Linked DNA regions of Homo sapiens: region 1 is linked to region 2. A link is an interaction called in ENCODE POLR2A ChIA-PET data of the cell type or tissue named here. Cell type or tissue: A673. All regions are shown on one strand. Links, peaks and the distances in the headings refer to the core of each region. The heading gives the core; the rest is flanking DNA.

The links. Peaks named below come from ENCODE experiments on the same cell type or tissue, not always from the same donor. Only the 100,000 strongest peaks of a DNase experiment are listed, where the experiment ranks them.
Region 1: POLR2A ChIA-PET joins it to region 2 with 16 read pairs; 7 of 35 experiments call an interaction of 5 or more read pairs at or near these places.

Annotation. Positions count from the first base shown.
Region 1 is chr10:102,798,208-102,809,520 of GRCh38, reverse strand. The region is part of intron 2 of WBP1L (WW domain binding protein 1 like); the gene reads right to left. It also overlaps the pseudogene RNU6-1231P. Among named protein-coding and RNA genes, the nearest start is that of CYP17A1-AS1, 29 kb to the left of the region's middle. In A673, for the core only: no CTCF peak of the experiment used is centred there; a DNase peak (open chromatin) is centred at 6,270; H3K27ac peaks cover 1,888 bases.
Region 2 is chr10:102,862,985-102,873,791 of GRCh38, reverse strand. It overlaps BORCS7 (BLOC-1 related complex subunit 7), which reads right to left. Exons shown (of 5, transcript NM_001136200.2): 5 at 8,831-10,807. AS3MT (arsenite methyltransferase) reads right to left here and starts at 4,322. Exons shown (of 11, transcript NM_020682.4): 1 at 4,199-4,322; 2 at 3,947-3,987; 3 at 3,581-3,708; 4 at 1,194-1,344; 5 at 559-695. The coding sequence starts at 4,199. BORCS7-ASMT (BORCS7-ASMT readthrough (NMD candidate)) reads right to left here. Exons shown (of 15, transcript NR_037644.1): 6 at 3,947-3,987; 7 at 3,581-3,708; 8 at 1,194-1,344; 9 at 559-695. It also overlaps the pseudogene LOC124902567. In A673, for the core only: no CTCF peak of the experiment used is centred there; a DNase peak (open chromatin) is centred at 4,331; H3K4me3 peaks cover 1,160 bases; H3K27ac peaks cover 907 bases.

The DNA.
Region 1 (11,313 bases), core at 1,861-9,860, 63 kb after region 2:
AGGCGCCTGTAATCCCAGCTACTCAGGAGGCTGAGGCACGAGAATCACTTAAAACCAGGAGATAGAGGTTGTAGTGAGCCAAGATTGCGCCACTGCACTCCAGCCTGGGCGACAGAGCAAGACTCTGTCTCAAAAAAAAGAATGGCTGGGTGCAGTGGCTCATGCCTGTAATCCCAGCATTTTGGGAGGCCGAGGCGTGCAGATCACCTGAGGTCAGGAGTTCAAGACCAGCCTGGCCAACATGGTGAAACCCTGTCTCTACTAAAAATACAAAAATTAGCCAGGCGTGATGGCATGCACCTATAATCCCAGCTACTCAGGAGGCTGAGGCAGGAGAATTGCTTGAACCCAGGAGGCGGAGGCTGCAGTGAGCCGAGATTGCACCATTGCACTCCAGCCTGGGTGAGCAAGACACCGTCACAAAACAAAACAAAACAAAACAGAATGATGACAGCAAAGCAGGTCTCTCACTCCAGGACGCCTCCAGCACCTTGGGGGAAGGCACAAGTGCCAAGGCATCTCTCCAGCACCACTGATGGGTCCCCCCGTATTATAGGTTTTGTGAGCATTAAATATGCAGACCTTCTGGGATGGTCTCCTCCTCCTCTCTTAAGAGATTTCTGAGAAAATGCTTCACTTTCTTAGTGCCCATCTCCCCTCCCCCGCAACTCAGAAGATCAGCACTTGCAAGGGGCCTCAGAGGGGCCCCCTGACAAAAGAAGTCTTATGATTCTCCTGATAGCATCAAAAAAATCAGGTGCTTTTCTCTATCATGTATGCCTCTGTAATACAAGAATCACTAAAGTTAGAGGTGGAAAAATTCTAATTGCCTCAGGTCCATCTCCTCCCTAGAGAGTGTAAATGATTTCCTCTGCTCTCGACATAATCCTAATCGGGTACAATTCCATCTCCCACTGCCACAATCAACTCTCCCTCCCTTTGGCCTGCCCTTGCAGTAGATGCAGGGCCATTAGCAGCCGCTTCTTCCTCCCTGCTCCAGGGAAGGGTGGCGGAACAGAGGCCAAGCCCCACAGCTCTTTACTTCCCTCTGTGCTGTCTCTGGGATCATACTCAGAGAATCTCAGCAAACCCCAATATAAGACCTCCTCTCCAATTTTTAAATGTGTGGCACAAAAGGCTTTTAAATTTTTTTTTTAATTAATGAGGAATTTTGCTTTTCACATAACACACATACACATATACGCACGAGGGGGAAAGAACTGAAAGGAAAACAAAAATAATGACATCTTTAAATGACAGAATAAGAAATTTAAATTTTCTTCTTTTGATTATTTTCTTTCAAAATATAAAACTAGAAACAAATTAATTTTCTTTTTTTCTGAGACAGGGTCTTGCTCTGTCACCCAGGATGGAGTACAGTGGTGCGATCACAGCTCAACCGAAGCCTCAACCTTCTGGGCGCAAGCTGTCCTCCCACCTCCACCTTCTGAGTAGCTGGGACTACAAGCATATGCCACCATGCCTGGCTTTCTCCCTGTGTTGCCCAGGCTGGTCTTGAACCCTGGGCTCAAGAGATCCTCACGTCTCAGCCTCCCAAAGTGCTAGGATTACAGGTGTGAGCCACCGCGCCCGGCCAAAACAAATTAAATTTTAAAAATATCTATGACTAATTTTACTTTGGCTAGCTTTTTTTTTTTAATCAATAATTTCTGGGTAGGTTTTTAAATTCCTCTAGGAATATGGCTATACAATGAAATAATATGAATCATTAAAAAATTACTCACATAATATTATTTTTGACATACAAAGAGTTTCTGATATTAAATGAAAAAAAGCAGATGACAAAATAAAATATGATCCTAACTTTTGCTTAAAAAAAGTACGTATGGCTGGGCGCAGGGGCTCACACCCTGTAATCCCAGCACTTTGGGAGGCCAAGGTGGGCGGATCACGACATCAAGAGATCGAGACCATCCTGGCCAACATGGTGAAACCCCATCTCTACTAAAAATAAATACAAAAATTAGCTGGGCATGGTGGCACACACCTATAGTCCCAGCTACTTGGGAGGCTGAGAATCGCTTGAACCCAGGAGGGGAGGTTGCAGTGAGCTGAGATCACGCCACTGCACTCCAGCCTGGCAACCGAGTGAGATTCAGTCTTAAAAAAAAAAGTATATATGGACAGAAAAAGGAGGGGTATGGTCAGGAAGCTCTAACCATGGGGTAACTCTGGATGACAGACAGTACCTGCTCCTTTGTTCTATTTCCTAATTTTTCTAAGATGGACATGTGCTTCTCTGTAGTAAAAAGAATATTTTTTTCTCAACTAAAAATGTATCAAAGGAATAATTTTAAGATGAGTTGTTACTAAATGAGAATAGATAATATTGTTTGTTCTCTATTCTTGAAAAACTTCCATTGTTTTCCATTCCAAATGCTATGTGTATTTTTTATCATCTGCTTTGTAATTATAAATTTGTGTTTAAAATTTTAAAAGTAGTTCCACATGTATCTCTTGTCAGAATGAGTTAAATCAAGTTAACCTTGTTTAAAAAAAGAAAAAAATGCCTCCCTCCCCCACAAAACAGACTTGTAAAAATGAATAAATCCTTGATGTTTTTCCCCCTTATTTGTATATACACAATTTTCCAAAAGATCCCTTGGCATTTAGGGTGTGGCATCTGGCGACAGCTCTTTCTCTGTCCCCCTGGAATGCCCCCATTGAATCTCCTCACAAAGCTGCCCTCCACCAAGTGGGGCAGGACAGTGACATGCCCCCCAGCCCCGGCAGGCTGGCAGTACCATTCCACGGCACTTAATTGCTTTCAGTGGGTATCGCTGTTCAACCAAAGCTTCATGCTGCAGCCTTGCAGCAAGAGAACAGACAGAGGATTTTTTTCCCTGTTACCCATCAGCAGACAGGAAAATCCATTCCTAACCAGAGACCATAAAGTGAACTTAGCAGTCTCCTTTTTGGTCTTTCCCGGTTCACTAGTCAAACTTGCTTAACTTATGTTTCTTTCTTTATGAATTCTGGCTGACTTAAGAGTAGACACTGGCAGAGGAACCCTTGCAGAAGGGTGGAGAGGCTGGAAAGGAGTTATGGAGGTGAAACTGGCTACAGATGCAGTTTGATAACATCTCCTAGGGTTGTTGGGGTGGACACTCTGCTTAAGAACCTGGCTGCATGTGTATTTCGGAGTCAAGTCTAAATTATTCTGGGCTGACAACCATTTTGTATTACCTATACTTCTCTTACTTTCTCAGTGTAATCTCACAGTCCATTATACTTCTGTGTTACTTTATAACTTTTTTTTTTTTTACTTTATTGTTATTTATTTATTTTTTGAGACAGGGTCTCATTCTGTCGCTTAGGCTGGAGTGGCAAGGGAACTCAGCTCACTGCAACCTCCGCCTCCCAGGCTCACGTGATTCTTGTGCCTCAGCCTCCTCAGCAGCTGCAACTACAGGTGCGTGCCACTACACCCATCTAATTGGTTTTTTTTTTTTTGTATTTTTAGTAGAGACAGGGTTTCACCATGTTGGCCAGGCTGGTCTCAAAATCCTGAGCTCAAGTGATCCGCCCGCCTCAGCCTCCCAAAGTGCTGGGATTACAGGTGTGAGCCACCGTGCCAGGCCAATTTTTTTTAACTTATTTTTAAGAGACAAGGTCTCACTGTCACCCAGGGTAGAGTGCAGTGGTGTGAACGCAGCTCACTGCAGCCTTGATCTCCTGGGCTCAGGTGATCCTCCCGCTCTGGCCTCCTGAGTAGCTGGGACTACGGGCATGCACCACCACACCCCACTAATTTTGTTGTTGTTGTTGTTGAGATGAGGTCTCACAAGGTTGCCCAGGCTGGTCTCAAACAAACTCTGGTCTCAAGCAATCCCCCTGCCTCAGCCTCCCAAAGTGCTGGGATTACAGGTGTGAAATACCAGAGATGGCCAAACTTTAAAATTTTAAAAGTACATTCTCCCGTTAGGTAATCAGCATCTGCTTGGCGCAGTGGCTCACAACTAAAATCCTAGCTACTTGGGAGGCTGAGATGAGAGGATTGCTTCTTGTGAGGTCAGCCTGGGTAACACAGCGAGATCCCATCTCTAAAAAAAAAAAAGATAGCCAGCATCTAACTCTACTAGTTTTTTACCTGGCCACCAGTCATTTTTTCAATAGTTCTCTACCTAAAGGTAAACCAACTTCTAACTTTTATACTGCAATATATATGATCTATTTCACAGCTTTTACAATTTTTTAAAAAATTTAATTAAAATAAATTTTTGAGACAGGTATTACTCTGTCACCCAGGCTGGAGTACAGTAGAGACCAGAACTCACTACAGCCTCCAACTCCTGGGCTCAAGGAGCCCACTTTAGCCTCTCTAGTAGCTAGGACTACAGGTGCACACCACACCTGGCTAATTTTTAAATTTTTTGTAGATATAGGGGGGTGGTCTCACTTTGTTGCCCAGGCTGCTCTCAAACTCCTGGCTTCAAGTAATCCTCCCACCTTGGCTCCCAAAGTGCTAGGATTACAGGTATGAGCCACCACACCTGGCCAACATGGTTGTTTTTGTTTTGTTTTGTTTTGTTTTGTTTTCCCCGTTTTAAAGAAAATCTCATGCATTGGTTTTCATGTTTGCCAAGTATTTCTGCTTCTTCTCCTTCTAGGCATGTGGGTAGGCTTGAACTTCCTGACCCCCTTGTGACTGGGTGAGGCTTTGGGACTAAGTCTAACTAATGAATTGAGATTGGATGTGATATATGTCACTTAGAGGCCAAAATGTGTCTTGCTAATATGAGACCCTCCATTAGTCTTCCTTCTGTTTTGGCAACTGGCAACATCCCAGATGGTGATTTCACATCAGTCTGGGTCCCAGAGGATGGTGAAGTGGAAACAAAACTCTCATCCAACCTTCGATGGACACACAGTGTGAGTGAGGAATAAACCTGCTGTTTTTAGGTCACTAGGATTTTGGACTTGCTTGTTCCTGTGGCACAACTTAGCCTATCCTGACTACTGCAGTGTGATTACAAGTTTTTCTTGGGGAGAGAATTTAAAGTGTTCATCAGATTTTTAAAGGAATCCTTGATCCAGAAAAAGGCTAGATTCACTGAACCAGAAGTATAATTTTTTTTTTAAAAAAAAAAGGGCTTTTTTTTTTTTTTTTTTGAGACAGGGTCTTGCTCTGTCACCCAGGCTGGAGTGGAGTGGTGTGATCTCGGCTCACTGCAACCTCCGCCTCTCGGGTTCAAACGAATCTCCTGCCTCAGCCTCCCAAGTAGCTGGAACTACAGGCATGCACCACCACACCCAGCTAATTTTGTATTTTTAGTGGAGATGGCATTTCACCATGTTGGCCAGGCTGGTCTCGAACTCCTGACCTCAAGTGATCCACCCACCTCAGCCTCCCAAAGTGCTGGGATTACAGGTGTGAGTCACCACACCTGGCCAACTTAGGAAAAATTTTAATCTTTTAGCTAGATTTCAAAACCAAGGAAGAAAGTTCATTTTTACATTTTTTACTTTTTTTTATGGAGTGCTTCACAAATTTGCCTGCTATCCTTGGCCGGGGCCACACTAATCTCAGTATCATTCCAATTTTAGTATAGGTGCTGCTGAAGTAAGCACAAAGAAGAAAACTTTAAAAAAAAGGAAAACCTGGCTGGGCGCGGTGGCTCAAGGCTAGAATCCCAGCACTTTGGGAGGACAAGGCGGGCGAATCACGAGGAGACCATCCTAGCTAACACAGTGAAACCTCGTCTCCACTAAAAATACAAAAAATTAGCTGGGCGTAGTGGCAGGCACCTATAGTCCCAGCCACTCGGGAGGCTGAGGCAGGAGAATGGCGTGAACCTGGGAGGCGGAGCTTGCAGTGAGCCAAGATAGCGCCACTGCACTCCAGCCTGGGCAACAGACAGAGCAAGACCCTGCCTCCAAAAAAAAAAAAAAGGAAAACCCAACAAAAGACACACCAGAGACAGAAATATGACCCTCCTTTCCCCAACAAACACACACCTACCAAGAGACTACATTCCTCAAAGACAAGTTTTGAAAATTGTGAGTTCACTGTGGGGTGCATTTGTCATGCTAAGCAAAATGGAAAACATGTTTTTAAAAACAATCACAGTCCAGTGTAGGAACTGAGTCATGTGCCCCATGACTACACTACAAACCCCAAGAGTTCACTACAAACTTGGGAAAACACCACTCTTCAACTGGCAGGAAATTCCCCATTAGGAGGCTCAAGCATACTGTAAGTGAGCTCTCCTCCCATCCTGCAGGACGGTGGGTGACTGGCTCCCCTGGCCCTTCCTTGCTCTCAGCAAGAGCTCCTGCCACTGCCACAGTGGAAAAGGCCTGAATTTGGGAAATGAAGACGTCAGAGACTCGCAACTTCTTCTGAAAGCCCAGCCAACTTTCCTACAAGCATGACTGCAGACGTGGAAGAGAAAAGGCAGATGGCCTGGGTTCAAAGCCCAGCTTAAAAACACATATTCTAGCTTTGTGACCTTGGTCATTTTGGTTTTACTTCCCTCATCTGTAAAACGGGGAGAATAAAGGTCTCTAACTTATCTGGTCACTGTGAGGACTAAATGAGTTAATATATGTAGTATACGCAGAACTATGCCTGATGTATGGTAAGTTCTTAGTGTGTTTATTGTTGTTGTTACAGGCTTAACCATAGATGGGCAGGGTTTCCTTTAAAATTTCCTTTCAATTTCCCTTTTAACCCCCAAAAAGTATTCCATAAAGAAACACAGGGCCCAGTGTGGTGGCTCATGCCTGTAATCCCAGCACTTTGGGAGGCTGAGGCAGGTGGATCACTTGAGGTCAGAATTTGGAGACCAGCCTGGCCAACATGGTGAAACCCCATCTCTACTAAAAATACAAAAATTAGCTGGGCATGCTGGCGCACACCTGTAATTCCAGCTATTTGGGAGGCTGAGGTGGGAGAATCGCTTGGACCTGGGAAGCGAGATCATGCCACTGCACTTCAGCCTGGGCGAGGGAGTGAGACGCTGTCTCAAGAAAGAAAAGGAAAAAAGAAACACAGGTTAGGAACAAGTCCAAAGTCTGCTTTTAGGTTCTGTTCTTGGCACTGGAAATTCAATCAACTCCTATTTACTGAGCTCTTGCTAACAATGGGTATCTTAAGACAAACTAAAAACAAAACAAAAAAAAACGGCAGGTAAAAAACGAAGCTTGGGCAACATGGCGAAACCTTATCTCTACAAAAAAATACAAAAATTAGATGGGCATGGTGGCACATACTCATAGTCCCAGCTACTTAAGTGGCTGAGGCAGGAGGATCCCTTGAGTCCAGGAGGTTAAGGCTGCAGTGACCAAAGATCATACCACTACACTCCAGCCTGGGTGATAGAGTGAAACCTTGTCTCACACACACAAAAAGAGGAAGGAAGGAAGGAAGGAAGGAAGGAAGGAGAAGGTGGAAGGAGGAGGGGGAAGGGGGAAAGGGAAAGGCTGGGGGAAGGGTAGGGGAGGGTGGAGGAAGGGGAGGGGAGGGTGGGGGGAAGGGTGGGAAGGTGGGGGAGGGGTGGCAGGGTGGGGGAAGGGTGGGGGTGGGGGGAAGGGTAGGGAAGGGTGGGAGGGAGGGGGGAGGAAAAGTGGGGAGGGAGGGGAGAGGAAGAGTGGAGAGGGAGGGGAGAGAGGAGGAGGGAGATGGGAGGGAGGGAAAGGAAAGAGAGAGAGAAAGAAAAAAAGAGAGAGAATAAAAAATGAAAAACGAGTTGGGCAGCACTGACAGGATTTGCTAATAGCCTGTTTTGTGTCACTTCAGGGAAATTCCACTGTCCAGAAACATACCCCTCTCCCTCCTAAAGCCCAAACCAGGGGAAACTGATGCCTGGGTGAAATTCTCCCAAATGATCTCAAGGGCAGAAATTCCCAACTTTGATCTCTCCCTGGAAAATGTAGCTTGCTGAGTGGAGAGAGCCCCAGGATGAGAACAGGGAGGAGTGGCTTTGGGGTTTGGGCCAATGCACATCCTATCCCCTCCCCGCTGGATTACCTTCTGAAGGTAAGAATTCTGTCTCTCCAGTTTCCAGCCCAGAGGAGGTCACAGCATCAACTAGGAACTTGTTACAATTGCACATTCTCAGGTTTTTAAATTCTCAGTTTTGAATCAAAAGCTCTGGGAGTAGGGCCCAGAAGTGTGTGTTTTCGGTAGCCCTTCAGGAAATTCTGATGCCTGCTAAAGTTCAAGAGCACTGGAATAAGGGTTTGCTGAATGAATAACTGATGGAATGATGAATTAAAGTACAGGTGCCGTAAAAATGCATGGAGATAATACTAACAACGATCAGGTCCTTAATAGCCTCAACTACTGCCCCTATTAAACAGGATCTGCCGTTCTCAACACATGCAGGCCCAATAACTGGTTTGGGTTATGAAACATTGAAAAGACATGTGGGAAAGGTTGCCGGCCAGAGCTCAGGTCTATGTGTGCTTGTGTGTCTGTGTAAACCGTGTGTGTGTGTAAGTATGTGTGTGAGAATTGAGAATTTTCCTCAGCACACAGGAAAATGCAGTTTAGTAGAGGTAAAGGGTGGGTAGAAATGGCATTTTTTCCCGGAGGCCTTTCCTGTAGGCAACTATAGTTAAGGAGTTGCCCTGTCTGATGAAAACTCTGCCAAAGGATTTCCTGGCTGAGGAATTTTCTTTCCAAAGGAAGGTGGGAAGGAAATCAGCCCAAAGCCCGTGACTTTCACACTTCAGGCAAAGTTGAGAGGCAGTTAGAGGGAACAGGGTTGAAAGCAACAAAAAGTGCCATTTTGATGAGAACTTCAGGTGTTTGTTCCAACATCAACCTCCCTCCCATACACACCAGGCAGAAGCCATGACCTCAATAAAGAGGGAGATCGGAGGACTTCCTGAGAAGGGCGTTTTGCTTTTATGTCTCCCATGCCTCCAGAACGTGGAAAACACATGCCAGCTCATTTAACGGGGCACCTTTTCTCTCCGTCTAGACACTGCTCTCTGCTGGGCCTCCTTTCCTAAACGCCCGTAGCTAGAGAGACACTTAGCCGTTCATGCAGCTCTTTCTCTGACTTTCTTTAAGCCCTTGGGGTGAGGCACCTGCTTTCCCAGACTACCTCCTTGCCCTCTGGGTCTCCCTGTCCCCACCACTCCACCCCCCTGCCCTGGCTTTGGTGACCCAATTCAGGTGGCTCCTGAGTCGGCTCTGCCAAAAGCCCAGGAGGCTCTGTCAATCTGAGACGGGGCCATGAGCAACTTCGTTCCTTTTCACAACTGATGCCGCCTGGCCAGGACCCAGAAAAACAAACTACAGCTCTGTGGCTTTTTGGCAGCCCAGCTTCAACTTTTGTTTTAACAAAGGGTGGGAAGGAGAATTTGAACCCTGTGGTTATCTGCATTTTAAAACATTTAAACAGAGTCTGTCTACCTGCTTGGCACTGTGTGTCCTCTAGTAAGTTTCTCAGCCCCACCCCTTCTAAAATAGCAACAATGACTGTGCCCTCCTTCACTGCTGCTTATATATCTGCAGGTCTGGTGGGGACATCTTGAGCCTTGTGCTCTCCTGCACTGGACTGCTCCTGGAATTCCTCAGAAAGGCAGATGAGCCCGTCCTCAGTCCTCAAAAGGGAAAAGCGAGGGTGAGGGAGAGGTCTTGTTTGGAGGAACCACTCCTGTTGGCTACAAATACAACTGCATTTCAGATGGACAGACCTCCCAGCCAAGAGTCTAATTTCCTTTCTGGACCAAACAATAGTCCTTCTGGCTGCTTTCTTGCCATATCACTGACACAGGGGTTGATGGGGGGGATGAGAAAGGGGAAAGGCGCAGATAGGATGGTGGGGGCAAGGTCATGGTTTGACAAACCCGAAGTCTGTTTCCAAATGGAGGCAGTGATGAGGGCTTAGAATCATCTGGGGAAACCGCCTGCAGTCTCCTTTCTCAAGAGACAATTGTAAGAACTACGGCAATGTCAGTCACCTGGGGCCTCGCTGTCCTAAGCACCACCCCCCCAACACCCTCTCATTCTTTGTCCAGCATCCTACACTGTCTCGTCTGAGTTCCAGGAAGGTCAGAGTACAAAGAGTGTCAGTTGAAGCAACCTTGGGTCACTCCCTGAAGACCCTAACACCATCACCACTGTCGTGCAACTTGAAGAAGCAAGTGGTTCTGGCTTCAGTCAAACCAGTGGCAAGACAAAGATGGTTTCCACATGGCATTTTTCTTTTTTTTTTTTTAGATGGAGCCTCGCTCTGTTGCCCAGGCTGGAGTGCAGTGGCGCAACCTCGGCTCACTGCAACCTCCGCCTCCCGGGTTCAAGTGATTCTCCTGCCTCAGCCTCCTGAGTAGCTGGGACTGCAGGCACACACCACCATGCCCAGATAATTTTTGTATTTTTAGTAGAGAGGGGGTTTCACCATGTTAGCCAGGCTGGTATTGAACTCTTGGGCTCAAGTGATCCACATGCCTTGGCCTCCCAGGGTGCTGGGATTATAAGCGTGAGCTACTGTGCCCAGCCTCCACATGGGATTTAGCTGACAGTAAAAGGTTAGGTACACTGGAGAATCCTCCAGGAACTTCCATGTGAGAACTGGGTAAGAAATAAAAGGAGCTGAGCCTCAAGACTCCCTTTCTCCAGAAGGTCCTCTATAGGCAAGGACCTAGGGAAAGACTGTTCCTTTCCGAAGGACCCTCAGAAACAGAGGCACTCCATGAGGTTCTATGGGAAATTCTGGAAGCCCCTGTGGTCCTTACAAGAAAATGGCATAGTGACCATCTAGAGTGGCCTGGCATTCATAGTAGCTTGGCTTGCAACCTCTCTCTGCAAAAACAGCAAGCCAGCCAGGTGTGGTGGCTCACGCCTCTAATCCCAGCACTTTGGGAAGCCAAGGCGGGCAGATCACGAGGTCAACAGATCGAGACCATCTTGGCCAATACGGTGAAACCCCATCTCTCCTAAAAATACAAAAATTAGTTGGGCATGGTGGTGCACACCTGTAGTACCAGCTACTCAGGAGGCTGAGGGAGGAGAATCAGTTGAACTCGGGAGGCAGAGGCTGCAATGAGCTGAGGTTGCGCCTGCACTCCAGCCTGGTGACAGAGCGAGACTCCGTCAAAAAAAAAAAGAAAGGCAAACCTGGGCTTCTGGGAGGGCCCAAGGAAGCATCTAAGTTGTTGTCAGCTGCTCAGCACACAATGGAGAGGGCAGCCAGGAGAACCTCAGGCAAGAGCTTCTGCAGCAGACCTGGCTAAGACCATATTCTCTAGTCTTCAGCTAACAAAGTCCAAAGAGCACCAGAACTCTCTTCCTCTACAAAGGAAGCACTTCTGGAACCCATAAACAGATTCCACTCA
Region 2 (10,807 bases), core at 2,734-10,733:
CTGCTGGTCTTTTGGGTTCATTGGTTTGTGGTTAAGTTTCAAGTAAGTTCCCTCTTGGTCTGGTGTGTTCTGCTGCTGGTGAGCTCCAGCAGCTCAAACCAGCTCTCTCCCATTAGTAAGCCATGCTAAGTTTAGTTTAACACCCTAAATGAGAGTCAATTCAGCAAACAGTAATAGTGACATCTCTGTGTTCAAAAGGAAATGAGGGCTGAGCACAGTGCCTCACACCTGTAATCCCAGCACTTTGGGAGGTGGAAGCGGGTGGATCACCTGAGATCAGGAGTTTGAGACCAGCCTGGCCAACATGGTGAAACCCTGTCTCTACTAAAAGAAGATTTAAAAAATTAGCTGGATGTGGTAGCGTGTGCCTATAATCCCAGCTACTTGAGAGGCTGAGGCAAGAGAATCAGTTGAACCCGGGAGGCAGAGGTTATCGTGAGCTGACATTGGGCCACTGCACTCTGGCCTGGGTGACAGAGCGAGAGTCCATCTCAATAATAATAATAATAATAATAAAGAAAATGGGCTATAGTCATAACAGTAAGAATATAGACCTACACAACAATATCATGGCTCTCATTCTTGATTCCAGCCTCTCCCAACTTCTCAATGTAGCCATGAATAAAAGTCACATTAGATGCCTGGAAGCCATATTTTTCCATGTGATAGTCAAGATACTTTTCAGCCACTTCCACCTAAAGTAAGAAAAATATAGTTTTGATAACATTTTGAAAAAAATACACAACTTTTTCCTAAAAATTTCCTATCACTAACAGAATATACTTCCCCTAGATTATTTTGGATAAACATACAAGATTCCTGTGGACACGTAGGATATACTACAACCTGGGACATAAACTCCCTGCTGCCCGTGCAGTTTGGCTTGAATAAACTCCTCATTCAATAACAAAATCTTTCAGGATAGATGGCAGCAAGAAGGGAAAGATCAAAGTCCACTCTATCGTCACGATATTCATATCAGAGCAAACCTCCGACTCTTGTGTTCGCCCAGAAGAACCCCTAATTGTTCAAGTTATCAGTTTCCAAGACAGGAAGCACTAGTGGCACAAATGAGCATTGCTAACTAGAAGCTTTCTTAAATTATCCTTGAAGAGCCACGAAGAAAACAACTTTATTTTTCAAATAATGCTTTTGAGAATCTTTTTCTCCTTGTCTTCCAAATCATGCCTCACCTGGCCTTTGGTCATGTCTATTCCAGTCACGTGTCCTTTTTCACCAACCAGCTGGCTAAGTACATAGCAATCTCTGCCACTTCCACTACCCAGATCCAAAATCCAGCAGTTTTCTAGATGCTCAGGGATCACCAGACCACAGCCATAATATCTGGGAAATGGAAAACACATATTTTTTCCCTGGAGACTGTAAGACATGAAACCACTAAATCTTATACATACTTCCCTCCTCCCTCCCTCCCTCCGTTCCTTCCTTCCTTCCTTCTTTCTTGCATCATTCACTCATACTTCTGATGTTTAGTCTCCACTGAACTGGACACCCATGAAGGCTGGGACTGTATCTGCTTTACCACAGTATTGTTGGGCATGTGCTAGGCACTAAGACTTCATAAGCCATCTAAAATAATGTGTTCAGGCTGGGCGCGGTGGCTCACGCCTATAATCACAGCACTTTGGGAGGTCAAGGCAGGCGGATCGCTTGAGGCAAGGAGTTGGAGACCAGCCTGGCCAACATAGTGAAACCCTGTCTCTACTAAAAATACCAAAAAATCAGCTGGGCACGGTAGCAGGTACCTGTAATCCCAGCTCCTCGGGAGGCTGAGGCAGGAGAATGGCTTGAACCCAGGAGGCAGAGGTTGCAGTGAGCAGAGATGGCGCCACTGCACTCCAGCCTAAGGGACAGAGTGAGACTCCGTCTCAAAAATAAATAAATAAAATAAAATAATGTGTTGAATAAATACATTTAATCATTAGCTGAGCTTCTAATTCAGGCCCAGGACTGCGCTAGTTATTGAGGAAAAAATGTAAGGTTTCTGTCCCATAGGCGTTTTTTGTTTTGATTTGTTTTGTTTTGTTTTGTTTTGTTTTGTTTGAGACGGAGTCTCGCTCTGTCGCCCAGGCTGGAGTGCAGTGGCGCGATCTCAGCTCACCGCAAGCTCCGCCTCCCGGGTTGACACCATTCTCCTACCTCAGCCTCCCGAGTAGCTAGGACTACGAGCGCCTGCCACCACTCCTGGCTAATTTTTTTTTTTTTTTTTTTTTTTTTTTTTTTTGAGACGGAGTCTTGCCCTGTCACCCAGGCTGGAGTGCAGTGGCTCGAACTCAGCTCACTGCAAGCTCCGCCTCCCGGGTTCACGCCGTTCTCCTGCCTCAGCCTCCCCAGCAGCCGGAACTACAGGCGCGTGCCGCCACACCCGGATAATATTTTTGTATTTTTAGTAGAGACGGGGTTTCACCATGATAGCCAGGATGGTCTCGATCTCCTGGCCTCGTGATCCTCCCGCCTCGGCCTCCCAAAGTGCTGGGATTACAGACATAAGCCACCACCCCCGGCCTTTTTTTTGTTTTGTTTTGTTTTGACTGAGTTTTTCTCTGTTGCCCAGGCTGGAGTGCAGTGGCACAATCTCCGCTCACTGCGACCTCCGCCTTCCACGTTCAAGTGATTCTCCTCCCTCAGCCTCCCAAGTAGCTGGGACTACAGGCGTGCCCCACTACACCCAGCTAATTTTTGTATTTTCAGTAGAGACAGGGTTTCACTATGTTGACCAGGTCGGTCTTGAACTTCTGACCTCAAGTGATCTACCTGCCTTGGCCTCCCAAGTTCTGGGATGACGGACGTGAGCCACCGCTCCCCGCCGCGTAGGTGTATTTGAGAGGCGAGATAAAACATCGTGCACAGAAAACACTTCCCGTGATTTACGGACAGACCGAGTGACAGAGTGCTGTGGCAGTTTGGGGAAGAGGCCGCTCAAGGATTAGAGAAGGCTCCATGCAGTAGGTGGGACAGCAGCGTGGTGCTGGATGCGCAGGGTTGGGAAGGAAAAAGAAAAGGGAAGACCTTCCAAATTGGTGACTGCCGGCTGGGCAGGCAGTGCTGATGGAGTGAGGAAGGGAAGGGTCAAAAGGGCCAAGGTTGATTAGTGGGTGCTGAACTGCGCATATCTTGAATGGCAGATCCAGTGAGTGTGACTGTATTCTGTGAGCATGGGTAGGGACTACAGAGTGTTCACGCTGGAGGTTCTTTTTTTTAGGCAATTTTTTTAAAGTACGCATTTATTTTAGAGATGCATCTGGCTATGTTGACCAAGCTGGAGTGCAGTGGCTATTCACATCCCGGATCGCACACTACAGCCTGTAACTTCTGGGCTCACGCGATCCTCTGCCTCAGCCTCCCAAGCACTTGGGACTACAGGCTCACTGGCGCGCCCAGACTCATCGGAGGTTCTTAGAGCAGTAAGATGATGGGTGCTGAGATTTAGGATTTTTACAATAGACAAGGCAAGCTGATGGGTTGGTGGCTACGGGTTAATTCCCTAGTGACCTGCATCATTATCTTTTGGGAAAACTGCTGTTTGGGGTCTTCCTGGGGACAGCACAGGGCACTCTACCTTAGGGCTACTTCTTCGTGTACATTTTGCAAGGCTTCCCGGATGTGCTTGGGGACCGGCCTGGCTGTGGTGACACAGCCGTTGGTCTGGAGGTCTGCCGATCTCTTCAGCACCTGCCCGTAGTAGGTCTGACCCAGCGTCCCACAGTGGAGTGAGGGGTAGAGAGGGAGAAGAGCTGTGACTGCAGCGCGAGGGCTCCGTCACCACCTCCACCTCCACTTGGCCGACCTCAGTTCCCTGGAAAGGTCGAAGCCTAGACCCTGCCCTACCCCGACTCCAGGAGTCCCGGGGGACAGGGTGCGGGCCAGGCCAGACTTCCATTAGCCTAGGCTCCACTTGGGCCATTCCAGGCCCTACAGCTCTCACCTGCACGTCCTTCTGTATCTCAGCGTCACGAAGTGCAGCCACTGTCGGGAGCGGGAAAGTTAGTTGAAAGGAGAGGGTGCTGAGGGACGGGCATGAGGGAGGGGGCCAGTAAAGGGCAGGCAGCGGGCCGAGGGGTGAGGGGAGGACAAAGGTCTCGAGACACAGCTCGGGGGAGGCGCTCGCGTTCCCGCCTTGCGGGGGCCCAGGGAAGGGGCTGGGGGCTGGGGCGGGGCGCCCAGGGCGCGCACTCACTGTCTCCTCGGCCTGCGACTCAGGGCGCGCACTCACTGTCTCCTCGGCCTGCGACTCAGGGCGCGCACTCACTGTCTCCTCGGCCTGCGACTCAGGACGGCGGGCTCCCGCAGCCAGCTCCTGTGCCGAGGCCCCGCCCAGGCTGGCAGGCTTGCTCCGCCCGCCCATCCCGCTCTAGCCCCTCGCTCAGGCGCCCACCGCCTGACCCGCTGTTCCACTGTCATCCGCGCTGCTCTACAGGCTTTCCAACCAGGAGGTCGGTATCAGCATCCCCCTTGTTCGCTCCACTGCGATTTTCACGGATAAATCTCGTACTCTGATTTAAATGAACACTCACCTATATAATGATCTTCCCCCCTCCCCCTTTTTGGGAATAGAATCATCTTTTCTCGATCTGTTTTTTGAAGTCAAGTTTGTTGAGATATAATTCACATTCCGTGAAATCCATCTTTCTTCAGTGTGCAGTTCTGTGAACTCTGGCAAACGTATATACATCACCAAAACGGAGACCAAAATAGCTCTGGCCCACAAGTTTCTTCGTGCCTCTTTGTAGTAAATTCCCTCTTCCCACCCCTAGCTCCTGGGCAACCACAGATGTTTTCCCTCCCTATAGTTCTGCCTTTTCTAGAATGTCACATAGAGGGAACCATTAACAGTATGTAGCTGTTCCCAGTCTATTTTGGGTTGTATTTAGGAAAGCAACTTTGCTAAATTTATTTTCACCTATAGTAATTTTTGGTCAAGTCACATGTATTTTCCAGGTATTGTCACTTCATCTTGCAGAAAGTTTTTTTTTTAATTTTTAAATTTTTTTGAGACGGTCTCTGTTACCCAGGCCCAACCTCCTGGCTCAAGCGATCCTCCCGCCTCAGCCTCCCAAGTACCTTGGATTACAGGCGTGCACCACCACACCTGGTTAATTTTTGTATTTTTTTATAGAGACGGGATTTCACCATGTTGTCCAGGCTGGTCTCCAACTCCTGGGTTCAAGCAATCCGCCCGCCTCAGCCTCCCAAAGTGTTTGGATTACAGGCATGAGCCACAGTGCCAGGCCCAAAAGTATTTTTTGTTTTTTTAAATATGGAACACTTCACGAATTTGTATGTCATCTTGCGCAGGGGCCATGCAAATCTTCTCTATCATTCCAACTATATGTGCTGCCGAAGCGAGCACCCAAAAGTATTTTTAAATTATTTATTTTTACTTCCACAATTATATGTGTATATCTTGTTTCCCTTTGTGGTTGTAACAAGCATTTCTCTTTTTATAATTTAAATTAAAAAAAAATTTTTAGAGACAGGGTCTCAACTCTGTGGCCCAAGCTTAGCGTCACTGCGCAATCATCTCTGGATCCTTCAACTCTGGCCTCAAGCCATCCTCCCTCCTCAGCCTCCCCAGTAGCTGGGACTACAGGTGCAAGCCACCATGCCCAGCTTGTAACGATCATTTCTATTCATTAGGACAGTAAGGAAACAGGGAGATCCAAGTGAAAGGATATCTAAATGGATGAAGTAGACTCTTTCATTCATTTTTCAATCTCAGTTGCCAATAATACAAAAATCTGGTTGATATCCAGCTAGTAAATTTTCATCTTCTCTGATGTCAATTAGTTGTTACAAATTAATAGAAAGGTGGTGTCTTTTATATTTTTAACAAATTAACCCCATGGAAATAATCCTTGTTGGAATATTTCTACAGCTTGGAATATTTCCAACTAGTATATGTATAAAACTTAGTGTTTTTATAAGTATCACTTAGTTTTTGGGCAATCATAGAATGGTGAAAACACTCCTAAATATTAGTTTTCAAAATATTATCTTCATAAAATGAGCTCCTTTAGAAAAGCAGTTACCTTCTCATAGTTAAAATGATATCTTTATCTTAAAAGGGCAGATTAGTGAGAGGTCAAGGAAAGGGCTGTATCATTTTTCTCTTGTGCTTGTTTTGTTATCTTTAATTTATGGTTTACTTACAAGAATCATTTGACAATCCTTTTTTTTTTTTTTTTTTTTTGAGACAGAGTTTCGCTCTTGTTGCCCAAGCTGGAGCGCAATGGCGCAATCTCGGCTCACTGCAACCTCTGCCTCCCCGGTTCAAGCGATTCTCCTGCCTCAGCCTCCCAAGTAGCTGGAATTACAGGCATGCACTACCATGCCTGGCTAATTTGTATTTTTAGTAGAGACAGGGTTTCACCATGTTGGCCAGGCTGTCTCGAACTCCTGATCTCAAGTGATCCGCCTGCCTCTGCCTCCTAAAAGTGCTGGGATTCCAGGTGTGAGCCACCACACCTGGCCAACAATCCTTAAATCTACCTATTCACACACAGATAAACTGCAATAAAACAAACCACTGTCAACTTAAATTGAGTTACTCTCACTTTTCCTCCATGGTGTCTGGTGTGGGGGCTAATTTTGGACCAGACTGTGACCATCAATCATTCTGATTGGTCAGTGCCTCACCACAGGTTTTGTGGGGTTTTTTGTTTTTTTGTTTTACTATCACCCCTGCTAAATGACAGGAATGCTATATATCTGTATACTGCGTAGAAGAAATTAAGACTCTCACATCAAGTCATATTTTAAATATTGGCAAAAGCTTTTTTATTTTTTTGAGACAGAGTCTCGCTCTGTCACCCAGGCTGGAGTGCAGTGGCAGGATCTCAGCTCACTGCAAGCTCCGCCTCCCGGGTTCATGCCATTCTACTGCCTCACCTCCCGAATAGCTGGGACTACAGGCGCCCGCCACCACGCCCAGCTAATTTTTTGTATTTTTAGTAGAGACGGGGTTTCACTGTGTTAGCCAGGACGGTCTCAATCTCCAGACCTCGTGATCTGCCCGCCTCGGCCTCCCAAAGTGCTGGGATTACAGGCGTGAGCCACCACGCCCAGCCTCACAAAAGCTAATTTTTTTAAGATAAAAAACTAACATACATAGAAATTTTCTCCCCTACCCTTTAACAGAGGCCTGTGCACACCGTCACACATTCTATCTTGGAAGCTACTGGAGTGACAATTCCAGGATTATCCAGAAAGGCAGATTTTGGTTAATTACACAGAACCATCTTTCAAGAAGTGGAGATTTCCAAAAGGATCAGCACTCCTAAGTAAAGGATTCCCCAAATATCGGAAGCAGAAGCAGATGAATGACTGGATGATGGCTCACCTGAGATGCAGAAGCAGGGGCAAATGGATTGGATTCAGCTACTTCAAGATCCTTTCCTTTTCTAAGAGCTCTTTAGTATTATGTTGAAGACTAGTAATGAAGGTGGCACCCTTGTTTCTATGCATAAGGAAACTAACAGGTAATAGAGCCAGACTAGTAGTCAAAAGACCTACCATCAAGCTCAGTGACCTTGGGTAAGTCATTTCATCTTCCTGGCTGTGTTTTTTTCATCTGTAAAACATGGGGCCAGAATTTAATAACTTTTAAGGCCCCATACAGCTCTAATATTCTGGGGTTTTATACGACTCTTCTTCATCAAATATTATGTTGGGTTTTAAAACATACCCTTTTAAAAAATTCTTTTAGTTTTTTTGAAATAGAAAGTGTATTTTAAATGCCTTTTTGGTATATATTATAGTGACAAAAGATTTTATTATTTCTTATTAATGTAATGTGTTTTGTAACTATTACATCAACTTTGAAATTCTGGAGTTACATGAACAATTATTCAAAATATTTCTCTATTCAGTTTTCTAAGATTTTATTCGGATTTTTGCATCTATACTCATAAAAAAATCACCTACATTATCTTACATCCTCTTGCATCATCTTTCTTACATAATTTTATTTTTAAAATGAAAATCCTGTTTACTTCATTAAATGAATTAGTGTCTTATGATCATTTTCTATATTTTGGGAGTATAGGGGTTTTTTGTTTTGTTTTGTTTTGTTTTTTGAGATGGAGTCTTGCTCTGCCACCCAGGCTGGAGTGCAGTGGCTCGATCTCGGCTCACTGCAACCTCTGCCTCCTGGGTTCAAGCAATTCTCCTGTCTCAGCCTCCTGAGTAGCTGGGATTACAGGCATGTGCCACCATGCCTGGTTAATTTTTGTATTTTTTAAGTAGAGACGGGGTTTCACCATGTTGGCCAGGCTGGTCTCGAACTCCTGACTCTGTGATCCGCCTGCCTCGGCCTCCCAAAGTGGTGGGATTACAGGCGTGAGCCACCACACCCGGCCAGGAGTATATGTTCTTTGACAGTTTGGAAAAGTCTCATGAAAGCTTTCACAAGCAAATGCCATTTTAATTGGTTATTCTTAGTTTGTGGGTTATTTCTCATAACCAATCTGGAATATTCTCTGTTAAAAGTGTCAGTTTCATAATTTTTTATCTTTATAAGGAGCTGGGCATATATTAATCACATTTTTTGCAGCAAACTGATAACTCTTTTCAAATCTCATTGATTTTATGTATTGCCTATTCAATTACGAATTTACTAATTTGTACTTTTCTGGCTGAGCTGACACTTTACCCATTTAATCTACAAGAACTACTTAATACTTTTTATTTTTTCTAATTTGTTATTTTTTTCTAATTTGTTTAGTTTTATTATTTCCATTTCCATTCTTTCTAAATTCTAACTATATACCCCTTAAAAAAAACAAAAATATTTCCACTCTATCCCTAATACAGGGATTTAAAGCATGCTTATTTTCTTATAGTACTGCTTTGGTATTATCACACAAATTTTCTTTTATGGCATTTGAACATTTGTTATTTTAAAAATATTATCTTCCGGCACAACCTCTACAACTTAGACGTTATTTAGTGAAGTATTTTTTCCATGTTTTTGATCACCATTTAATTCTATGTATGTTGTTTATTTCCATAAAAAAACAAACCATCAAATAATGTATACATTTCCACCTGTTCTAACATTTCTGGCTACTTTTGTTTCATGTATTTTGTTACGATGTTCTCTAGTGACTAAATTCAGTACAAATACGTTTTCATTATTTAATATAAATTTTATCTTATATTTACTATTAAAATTTTGATTGTGAAAGGTATTATTTTATCACATACATTGTAAGCAATCACTGCTTCTTTAACATTTGTTCCAGCATGAAGAAAACTTAGACCATCCCTTCATTTTAATTTTTTTCTAACTTAAGTATTTCTTTGCTTCTTGTAATGACTGCACTTAGCTTTGTTTTCTAAATTAGTGGTCTTTTCAAAGGTACATTGAGTCCATCTGTATTTAATAATACTGCAATTATTAATACATGTTTATAGAATTAGTACATAAATTAATGCCTTTTCAGATCCTTCACATCCAGCTTTTTTACCTTAAGTTAATATCCATATGTATGAGAAATAAACGTAATCTGATAATGCTTAGTTAACTTGATGATTGGACAATAACAATATGAACTATATTGGATTCACTGTTACTTCCTCTTTATTCCTGCAGTGAAAACAATATTTTCTTATGTCAGATTTCTCTCAATCTCTTAGTCAATGAAGACCTGAACTACAACAATATAGAGTCCCATTTTAAATTCAAACAAAGATATTTAGGTTTGACAACAGACTCATGGTAATGTCATTTAAAAAGATGGATCCAATGAACACAGACAAACATCAAAGTTTTCACCATGGCACAAACCTCTGCCACAATCACTCATAATAATTCAACTGCCTTCATATTTGGCAGTAACGTCATGCAAGTGAATTTGCTGATGATTAGCAAAATTACAAAATGAAAGTCAAGGTCACTTAATCAAGAATTACAGCAACAAAGAAATTCTAGGAATGCAGGTCAAGGCAAGAGGCTGCAGCTGGCCTGATAATGATACCACTTGCCTAATGTTCATTTAGGAATTTGCTATCACAAATAAAACACGTATCTCCTCTGAGTTACTAGAACAGAAAAGGAAACAATCAGGTATTACTTATCACCATTATATGACCATGAAATTAAAATATTTCCTTAATAATGATTAAGAGAAAAAAATCATTCTCATGTGTTCATAATAGAAGCTCTATTTCTGAATTTAAAACACTACTCAGTATTTGCTTAAGTACTGAAATTTAGACAATATAGCTTTTGACATATTAAAAGTTCTATAGGAAAAACTAAGACCTCTTAATTTTGCTTTAATATCAAACTAAACAGAGCAGATGAAAAAATTCAATAAGAGCATGGGTTAATCCGATTCAAGAAGTGCTTCCAAAATTCAACCACCTCGCTTCTTCTTAGGAGAAACTGTACATCAACACAGAACTTTTCTTTTTTTTTTCTTTTTTTTTTTTTGGAGATGGAATCTCACTCTGTCGCCCAGGCTGGAGTGCAGTGGCGCGATCTTGGCTCACTGCAACCTCCACCTCCTGGGTTCAAGCGATTCTCTTGCCTCAGCTTCCCGAGTAGCTGGGATTACAGGCGCCCGCCACCACGCCCAGCTAATTCTTTGTATTTTTAGTAGAGACGGGGTTTCACCATCTTGGCCAGGCTGGTCTCGAACTCCTGACCTCGTGATCCACCCGCCTCGGCCTCCCAAAGTGCTGGGATTACAGGCGTGAGCTACCGCGCCCGGCCCTAACACAGAACTTTTCTAACTTAACTTTTGGAGAAGAAAATAGAAAACCAAACCCAGAGGACAGCTGT